Linked DNA regions of Homo sapiens: region 2 is linked to region 1. Evidence: chromatin contacts called from ENCODE Hi-C data. All regions are on one chromosome and are shown on one strand. Each heading gives the region's core, a stretch centred on a gene start or an enhancer-like site at or near the end of the contact. The rest is flanking DNA. Distances are from core to core; before and after follow the strand shown. Region 1 holds the start of ZBTB44 (zinc finger and BTB domain containing 44). Region 2 overlaps FLI1 (Fli-1 proto-oncogene, ETS transcription factor).

The links. A loop is a pair of places that touch in the nucleus more often than their neighbours do. Pooled maps may share reads with other maps.
Region 2: a loop to region 1 is called in a map with no recorded cell type, with 4 times the contacts of the local background. The contact joins the enhancer-like site here to the promoter of ZBTB44 in region 1. A Hi-C loop is called at or near these places in 5 of 37 single-sample maps with no recorded cell type and 7 of 50 pooled maps.

Annotation. Positions count from the first base shown.
Region 1 is chr11:130,312,402-130,316,937 of GRCh38, forward strand. It overlaps ZBTB44 (zinc finger and BTB domain containing 44), which reads right to left and starts at 2,516. Exons shown (of 8, transcript NM_001301098.2): 1 at 1,974-2,516. ZBTB44-DT (ZBTB44 divergent transcript) reads left to right here and starts at 2,592. Exons shown (of 7, transcript NR_148980.1): 1 at 2,592-2,714. RefSeq lists enhancers at 1,670-1,719, 2,880-2,979, 3,150-3,249 and silencers at 1,810-2,639, 3,550-3,609.
Region 2 is chr11:128,717,431-128,722,226 of GRCh38, forward strand. The region is part of intron 1 of FLI1 (Fli-1 proto-oncogene, ETS transcription factor); the gene reads left to right. Among named protein-coding and RNA genes, the nearest start is that of SENCR, 24 kb to the left of the region's middle. RefSeq lists enhancers at 510-1,029, 1,548-1,757. Within about 2 kb of position 3,186, at least 11 of the 41 ENCODE cell types and tissues checked have a DNase peak (open chromatin) inside an H3K27ac peak, as active enhancers do.

The DNA of each region.
Region 1 (4,536 bases), core at 1,266-3,765:
ATTATGCAACAGGAGGTACACAGCATCACCTATTAAATATTCTTGCCAAAGGAAGTTTTACTTTAAGCTAATTAAGCCTTCCTTTACACCTAACTTCCAGTTAATAGGAAATTCAGGGAGAAAGAGGAATAAACGAAATGACATTAGGAGGGCACAAATCCAGAATGTGGGTATATTTTACAAGACAACTGGTTTGGTCAATTACGTGTCAGAAAAAAAGAAGGGAGGGAATATTCATCCTATTTAATTTCCCCTGCAAAAAGAAGAGGGGATGGATACTCTTCATTTTACAAAATGACTAAAGACTTAATCACCAAATGCAATCAATGCATGAATCTTGACTGACTACAACTGGGGGCAGAACCCTCAAAGACACTTTGGAACAACTGAGGAATTTTGAAGATGGAGTTGTTAATTTTGATAGGCATTAATAATGATACTGGGGTTAGTAGGAGAATGTCCCTATTTTTAGGAAACACATGCCGAAATATTTGAGGATTACAGTGTTTGCAGCTTACTTTCAAATAATTACACACATACAGAGAAAGACAGGAAACAATATGGCAAAAATGCTAATCACTGAGTTGGTTATTCATTGCATTGATTAGCATTTTTATTCATTGCATGAATAACCGATCACAATTGTATAGAACGAACCTCTATACGACTAAAATTTTTCATAACAAAGTTAATAAAATTGTACTTCTATTGAGAAGTACGGTAGAAAGTACACGAAAGTACATCTATACTGGAATTATATTTGGGTTGAAATCTAAACTATCTTACTAGTTGTGTGCCCTAAGGCAAGTTGTAATTCTTCGTATCACTAAGTTTGTCACTTCTATAAAATTCAAGTAATAATATCTGCATCATTAGGTTGTTCTGAGAATTAAATAATTACAAATGCAAAAATGCCAAGCAGTACTGCACAAAATGAATAATCTGGTTTTCATAATTAATCAGTACATTACTAATAATCCTAAAATACAAAACTAAAGGACTACGTTCATTATATTCACATTCTATGATAAGGGGAAACTACATTAGGTAAAATTATTATTAATCCACTGACAGTCCAAGTGAAGTAATGGGGGAAATGAAGATTTATACAGTATTTTTTAAACCCAAGAATTCCAACTGAACACCTAGAGAAAAGGAAATCAAAATCGTGCAGCTTGCTTCCGGTATCAGCCGATCTCCAAATAAAGCATTAAGAAAATAAGTGGAAGTTATGGAGAATTTCTTCCTGACTTCAAGAGATTATCTACTTACACGCTGAAAAAGAAATTAAGTTTTTGTCTTCATTTTTGTAAGTTCCAAAAAAAAGCACACAATTACGGGGTTTTATTGTAAATTCTGCTTGGATTCATAGAACTCACATGGACGCAATTTCCTTTTAATCAGTTCTAACGTACCTGTCATTTCTCGAGGTAACCCCTTTTTCTGATTAGGCCAGCAATAAAACGACTAGATGCAGAGTGATCCTCAGGAAGGAAAGGAAAAGAGGTGTGTGTGTGTGTGTATGTGTGTGTGTGTTTGTGTGTGTGTATATATATATATATATATTTTTTTAAAGAAGTGCCATCTTTTTCTTTCTGTACCAGAGAAAAAGCAGAAGGGGAAAGGAGGAAAAAAAACAGGTCTGAGCCTCCCGGGTTCGACCAGGTGAGAGGTGGCAACACTCCGGCCGCTCCGGGTTAGGGTGTTGGGCAAATGGGCGTGCAAAGGACGGGCAGCTCCCTGGAAGGTCGGGGTAACTGCTCCGGGACCGCGGGGCCCAAGGCCGGTCTCCTCCCAGAAGGATTAAATGCCACCGAGGGGATCCCGTGGGGTGTCTCCCGGCGCGGACTAGGCTGACAGACCCGGCTCTCCGCTCCCTTCGGCGCCAGGTGGGGGCCACGCGGTGTCAGCCACGGGCAGCGTGCAGGGGCCGTCCCCCGCGCGACCGGAGCCCGCCCTCCCCTCCCCGTTACCTGCGGGCGGCGGCGCCGGGCCCGGAGGCCTGCTGCTCCTCCTCCTTCTCCCGCCAGGCTGGGGCGGCGAGGCGGCGGCGGCGGCGGCCCGGGGGGAGGGGGCGGAGCGCGGCTCGCTGCCTCTCTCCTCCCCCGGGAGGCTCAGGGGCCCCTATCTCGGGCCGCCGCGCCTAGGCCCGTGAGCAGCCTGTGGTGGGGCATGGCGGCACAGCCACCGGCGTGCCCGCGAGTGGGAGTGCGAGGAGGCGGGGAGGGAAGCACCCCCAGCGCTCGGAGGGGCCAGAGGGGAGGAGCGAGGGGGCCCGGGAGCCGCGCGCTGGCGACCGTTGGGGACGGTTGGCCGAGGGCAGGCGGTTGTTTGGGGAGCGCGGCGACGGCTCGCGTGTTCCCAGCGGGGCGGGGTGGGGAAGGGGAAGGGGACTGAGGGGAGGGGAGGGGGAGGTTGGGAGGGAGCCGCCGCCGCGCGCGTGCGGCCGGCGCCGCCGCCGTTGCCGCTCCGCTCACTCCAGCCTGTTTGGGGGCACTTTGTTTGTGTCCCACAATGCTCTGCGCCGGCGGCCTGGCTGGGGAAGGGGAGGAGAAGGGGGCGGGGCGGAGCGCGCTCGGGGGCGGGGCTCGGGGCGGGGAAGGAAACGTGATGATTGCGCAAGCGCAGAAAATGGGCCCTCTTGGCCGTCGGGACTTGTACTGTTGGTGACTCCGTCTCCTTAGACGGTGGAGCCTGCGTGACCCAGAAAGGCCGTGAGTCTTGACACTGTATTTTTGCATATGTGCGCACATGTGCCGATTTACATTCACATGCCCCATAAGCCCTGTCCCATTTGTCCTTCCTCTAAGCCGTCCTCTTACCCAGTTCCCCTCTCACACCTGAGAAGCATTTCTCCGCAGGAGTCACATTTATAGCATTATTTTTTTCTTCGAACTAAAAACATAACTCCTATTTTCTCGGGTAGTTTTTGTAGGGAGGTCGAAATAGAAACACTTCAGCCCCTCTTCGGCGAGGGAGGTTAGTTGGTAAGGTGCCCATTGTTCACCCATGGAAACAGGCCTGCCAAGGGCCGCCCCGCAGACAGGTGAGCCCGCGCCCCCGTCCTGGGCGGACTGCGACATGCGGCGGGTGTCTGGATTGCGTGGCTCCTCGGGCCTCCTCGCAGTGCTTGCTCTCTTCCGTTCTAGCACTTGCCTCGGTGACCTGGCAGGACGTGCGGTTCTTGAGATGAGTGGAGAAACGGACTCCCAGGTCCCTCTCGTTCTTCCAACACAGGGACAGCTAGAGCTGCTCCAAAAATATACCCTACTTCTTCCACAACCGTGAATCTGTCATTTTTACTGCACCATCACTTACTTCCTGGCCTTCCCGGAGGAAGTGTGCGGGCCTCCCCGAAGTAACCGGTACCGCCCGGGGGGTTTTGAAGTTCTTGGTCAACTGCAAAATCAATCAACCTAGTTAACTCCTAGGGCCCTAAGTCTTGGCTTCCCCTGGCCAGGCGGGCGAGCGCTCTCCACACCGCCCCCGGAGGTCATAGGGGTTCCCGGGACTGCAGGCGGCAGCGCCCCAGGTGCCTGGGGGCGGGCGGGGTGCGGGCAGGTGCTCCTTGGGCGCTTTCTGTTTTCCCACGCCTCCAGTTTGCAAACCGAAAGACTTCTTTCCAGAGGGTTTTGTGCAAGGTGGGTGGACGTCCCGCTGAAGTAGAGTGGATTTTCCTTTTGAAACACTTGGCAACATCTCACATTAATTCACTCTGAGAGACAAGCAGCCAAGCACCTGAACACCCTGACACTTGCAATCTTCTTTAGGAATAAAGGCAATAAAAACAACTTCTGTTTTTATAGTCCTTCGCAGTTTCCAACAAGTTTTCAAGCATGTATAATGTTATCTAATCCTTACGGCAACTGTAATTCACAGGTTTTATCACAGGTTTCTATTATTATTCCCACTATCATTCTTATTATTCCCATTTCAGAGATGAGAAAAATCAGAAAGATGCGAACTAGGCCCAGAAACTTTTGCACTAAGTTTTGAAGAGGGGAAGGGAAAGAAGGCGGAATGCTTACCTGGGAGAGGACTGGCGGCCACAGAGCAGGGCTCAGGAAAGGGCATGAGCTGGGGCCCTGGTGAGGAATGTGTGAGAATGTATGTAGGTGGTAAGCAACTGGACAAGAATCAGGGTGGAAATGAAGTAGTCAAATCCTATCTACCTCTCCTAGTGCCTTTAACAGGATAGTCAATAAAAGACCATGAGGCAAGTCTTTTCTAAGTGCTTCTCCAGGGGCTGTGGTGGCAGCTCCTCAACTACTACACTGACACAAAAATTTGCTTTCCTTTGTAGTACAACTTGAAGTCAGGTAGAGGAATGCCTCTAGCTTTGTTATTTTTGCTCAGAATTGCCCTAGCTTTTCAGGGTCTTTTGTGGTTCCATACAAATTTTAGGATTTTTTTTTCTAGTTCTGTGATGAGTGTCATTGATATTTTGGTAGGGATTGTACTGTACCTGTAGGTGGCTTTGGGTAGTGTGGATATTTTAACAATATTAATTCTTTCAATTCATGAGCGTGAGATATC
Region 2 (4,796 bases), core at 1,936-4,435, 1.6 Mb before region 1:
TGCTCTTCCAGATTCTGGAGGTCCTTCTGGAGCCCAGGGATGCTGTTTCTAAGGCATGTAGGTGCTGAGGGTCTACCCCAAAGGGCAGTTTGGGACTGCAGGGCAGGCAGGAAGTGCCTTTGTTTGTGTGCATGCCAGGCGGTTTATAAACATCCCCTTTACTTCCCTTGCCAACCCAGGAGTATATATTGCAATTACCACATTCTGATGAGGAAACTGAGGCTCAGAGAAGTTAAATCATTCACTCCAGGCCATACATCTGCTAAATGTGTCATGCTACATCCACTTTGCACCTAGTTTGAACAGGTTTACAAAGCAAGTCAGTAACCCCTGCATGCCTGGGTGCCTGAAGTTGAAAAGGGGTGGCTCTAAGATGTGGTCTACTACCTCTCCTGGACTGTTGCAGTTGGGTGTGGCTGATTTGAAATTGTGCTTCAAAAGAATGAGTTCTAGTCCCTGAATAGAGGAGCTCACACCACAGTGCACTGTAGATCTTTGTGATCCAGAAGTCCTCCAGATGTTCCCAAAAGGATCTCTAAGGTGTTGCTGGGGATGTTGTGTGTATAGGGAGTGTTCCCTTGGGGGCCTCTGAGCCCTCCTGGCAGAGAAGCCTCATAGATAATGGCATCCCCAGAAAACTCTACACTTGGAATGGGACCCAAATTAAATACAGCACCAGCAAGACTAACTGAGCCACTACCTGGAATATGTCAAGATACAGCAACTAACACTTACTTTATGTTTGTCATTTGCAAACCCTATCATGTCCGTTAATCCATTCAAATGCTGAGAGGTAGGCAGGGCAGCTATTATGATTCAAAAAAGAGGCCACATCTTTGTGGATTTGGGTTCTAATCCCAGCTCCTGCCGTCACTAGATGTGTGTGGTCTGAGCAAATCCTTCCACTTCTCCTAACCTTAGTTTCCTCATCTGCAACATGAGAAACTTGCTTTCCAAAGTGCCTCAAGCTATGGGAGTGGGGATACGGGAATGAGTCTCCCCAACATTCAGAGGCTCCCCCAGAGCTGGCAGCCCAAGGCACACCACTAAGTGCCACTGCCTTCTCCTCCCCTCTGCTGGCCGGATACTGACCAATGGAGAAACCAGGACTGGGGCGGGAAGGAGTAGGTGGTAAGATTCTTTTTCACTTGTTTCCTGCACCTGGAGACAACAGCAAGACCATTATTTGGATGAGTTATTGTTTAGAGTTTTGTTTGTTTTGGTTTGGGTTTTTTTAGCTTTATGAAAAGAAATGCCTATTTTTCAAATTTCAATTGTTCCTTTCTACTGCCTGTCCAAGCTCACTACTTTTCAAGAGGCCAATCCCTGGGTAAATCTTAGTGAATAGCAGTCGACTGTGTTATTTATCTGTGCCCCATGCTGGAGGTGCAGACTCGGTGAGACCAGCAGAGCAGCTGAGGTTAGACTCAGTGGAAAATCCAGAAGTGCAGATGTGGATCCAAATTGGGCTGAAAAAATCTCATGAGATCAGGCTTTCTTGGACTTCCTGCTTTTAGCCTAAGCACTATGTTCAACATAAACGAACTTTCGGTATTTTGAAACTTCCGTTTCTGATCTCAGAACCTGGAAGTAAAGAGCTGTTGTGAACATTTCCACAAATTTTGTCATGGTTATTCTGGAGGCAGAGTTGAACCCTGTAATTACGGAGCTTTGGGACTCACTACACCCACAGTGGCCTGCCTGGATTGCAGTATGGGAGAGGGGAAGGCATTTTGGTGGAGAGTCCAGGCTTTGGAGACAGGCAGGACCCTGTTCAAATTCTAGCTCTGCCATTTCCGGCCATGTGACTGGACCTGTCAGAGTCTCAGTTTCCTCATCAGTTAGATTAAAAAAAAAAAAAACAGTTCGTAATGTTGTGAGGACAAAATGGTCTGCGTGTGTGTGTACTCTTTCTCCCCTTTTCCCGTGTGTGTGTGTGTGTGTGTGTGTGTGTGTGTGTGTGTGTAAAATCTGTAATATTTATTTACTTATAGCTTGAATAAGTTCCCCTGGGAGTCTCAGGCTGCCTGCCTCTGATAGATGTGACATTGTGAAGTTGCTGAAATCCACCTAATTAGCTGTCAAAGAGTGCATTATACAAAGACAGCGAGGGCTCTGCATTCAGTCTAAGCTCTAAGGACTGGCACGATCTCTGGTGGACTTGAAGGGCAACGGAGACTTACTGCAAATTTTGGGAGCTGAATTACATTCATCCCGTCTACTCATGTTTCTGGGGCCTCATTTGCTTTCCTGGGACAAGCAAGGGCAAGGCGCTGGGCAGGTCAGTGCTGTGAGAAAGCAAGGTGCTCCAGCAGCATGGAGTCACCGGCTGAAATGGACAAGAGCTATGCAGGGCAAGGAAAAAGGGAGGAGAGGGAGTCAGGGCCATGGGAGACAAGGGACATGGAAAACCCACCCAAGGCTGCTGAGAAACAGGACTAAGTTAGTAAGCCCATCCTGCAGGTGCTACTACTTCTTCTCTGTTTCTTGGCTTACTTTTTTTTAAAACTCATTACGTGCATCGTTTAAGTTCTTTAAAATAATGATTGCAGAAGTGTCACTTCATCCTTGTATAAAATTTAAAACGTATAGAAAATTTCAAAATAAGAATGTAAAAGCACGCATAGTCTCACAATACAGAAAGCAGCCGATTCATATTTTGGTGCCCTTCCTTCCGGTCTTTATAATGCAAATATATAGACATATATGTATTATTTTATCTAGCCAGAATCATATTGCTTTGTAACCTCCTTTTATTCTCTTTATATTAAATTACGGCCATGTTCCTGTATCATTAAATATTACACTATATCACTACTTCTGATGGAAGTACAGCAAACCACTAAACACGGAAGTCAAGTCCTGGGCTCTGGAATAGTATATATTATTTTAGTTATGCCCAGCTTCTGGACCTGGGATGGCATTTTGTAACAGACGCAGCCTTATCTCTTTTGTATTTTCATAAAATCTTCAGTATAGGCTCTAAAAAGGAGCCCACGTGAAATGCTGAAAAGACGATGTTTAAAAAGTCACAAAGTCCCCCTAGAGTCATAAAACCAGAAACACTGGGGGGTGGGGAGGCCAAGCCGGGCCTTCGCTCACCTCCTTGTGCCTCTTAATGCAGCCCAGATGGAAGCCCGTCCAAGACCGGATTGCAGGCAAGCCCAGGGCCCGATCTGATAGCACAAAGACACCCACAACTCTGAATTTCCTGCTACCAGGAGGCCTCTTTTTGCATAGGCTGTCTGATTTACACATACGTGGAAAGCAGCCACTAATAATAGAAGGGTTGCCTCTTTTCTTCCGTTGTCAGACTCCGCGGGCCCTGCTCAGTGACTCCCGCGTCTCCAAGCAGCTGCCTGCCTCTCTTTCTGCCCCTCACAGCAACAGGGTCAGCCGGGCTCCTTGTAAGAAAGAGGCCAGGCCCTCTGCGCCTTCTCTGTGTGTGGCGGAGGTGGGGAAGGTGCTTTCTGAGGGCTCTTTGTCTGGCGAGCAAGCCGGACCTCTGTGCAACAGAAGCCGCCTCTGGCCACCCCCGGCCCTTCCCCCTCCACCCAGTCAAGTTCTGCACAGCCAGTGTTTTCTCCTCCAGCCCCAGCTAACCTGAGCTCTCTCAACTAATCCAGAGAAGCTTCTGGAGAATCTGTCCTTGCCAACTAGGGGCTGGCAAGTTCGTGAGAGAGAATTAATTCTCTGTGAGCCCCTTAAGACTAGTAACTATGTGGAGCTCACCCCTGTAGGATGCACCACAGACAGCTGGAATGGTCAAGCCCTTCAGGGATGCCTTCTTCTGCTGCCTTGATTCACATGGTGCCATCCACTCAATCATTCATTCATTCCGCCAGCCTGTACTTGGCACCTCCTATTCTCAGCACGGTGTAGAATATAGGGATGGAAGAATGGAGGCGAAGACAGACGAGGTCCCTGCTGTCACAGAAGAAACAAAGAATAAAAAGAGAAGAAACTAGAATTGAAGAGTCTGTGGTGGGGATTGCAGGGGAGATGCCTGTCAAGTTATAAAAGGCCCTAATACATTTTTGCTTTATGTTTGAAATTGTGACCCTGTCCTTAGCCTATTCCCAACCAGCCTCAAGCATGGTTCAGTCTCACAGTCCAGCTGCTGAGCTGTAGAGAGACCATCTCTTTATACAAGATCAATTATGGGTGCAAGAGCATGCCTGGCTCAAGCACACAGACCCACAGACCCTTGTGGTCAGGGAGTTCCTACATGAACCCAAACCTTTGGGGGCTGGGATGTTTACTCTTGGCACTCTGGGATTTCCTGTTTCTAAGAAAATGGGCCTAGATGCTCAGCTACATTAACCAAACAACATGTTGACACAAATGAATCTGAAGCTTGCCCGCTCCAGGCTCTCTAGAAGGTCAGGTTTGGGAATGAAGGCATTTGGGTGACTTTCCAAACTCTGAATCCCAAGCCCAGTGACTCAGGCCAGGTATTAATTTGAGGGATCTGCTTCCCTCCTCTTCCTGCCTAAGAAGGCCCCACTAAGTGGCTAGAGTCAGAGGCTCCCTGGTCATCTTGAGTAGTGGGAATGCTTCTCCTGTCTGTCTGCAGCTGGTCTTAGAGGGAGGCAGCCCAGGTAGTATGGTAGGATGCTCCAAAAGACCCACCCCGCAGAAACCTCCATCACGTTTCTGTCTGCCTGAAATCCTTGCCATGGGTTCACTCCTTTGAACGTCCAGGAGGTTCATGTAAAAATGTAAAAGTTACCCCCTGACGTGACTTAACCATATGACATTTGACACACGACTATATGACATTTACTATATGGCTG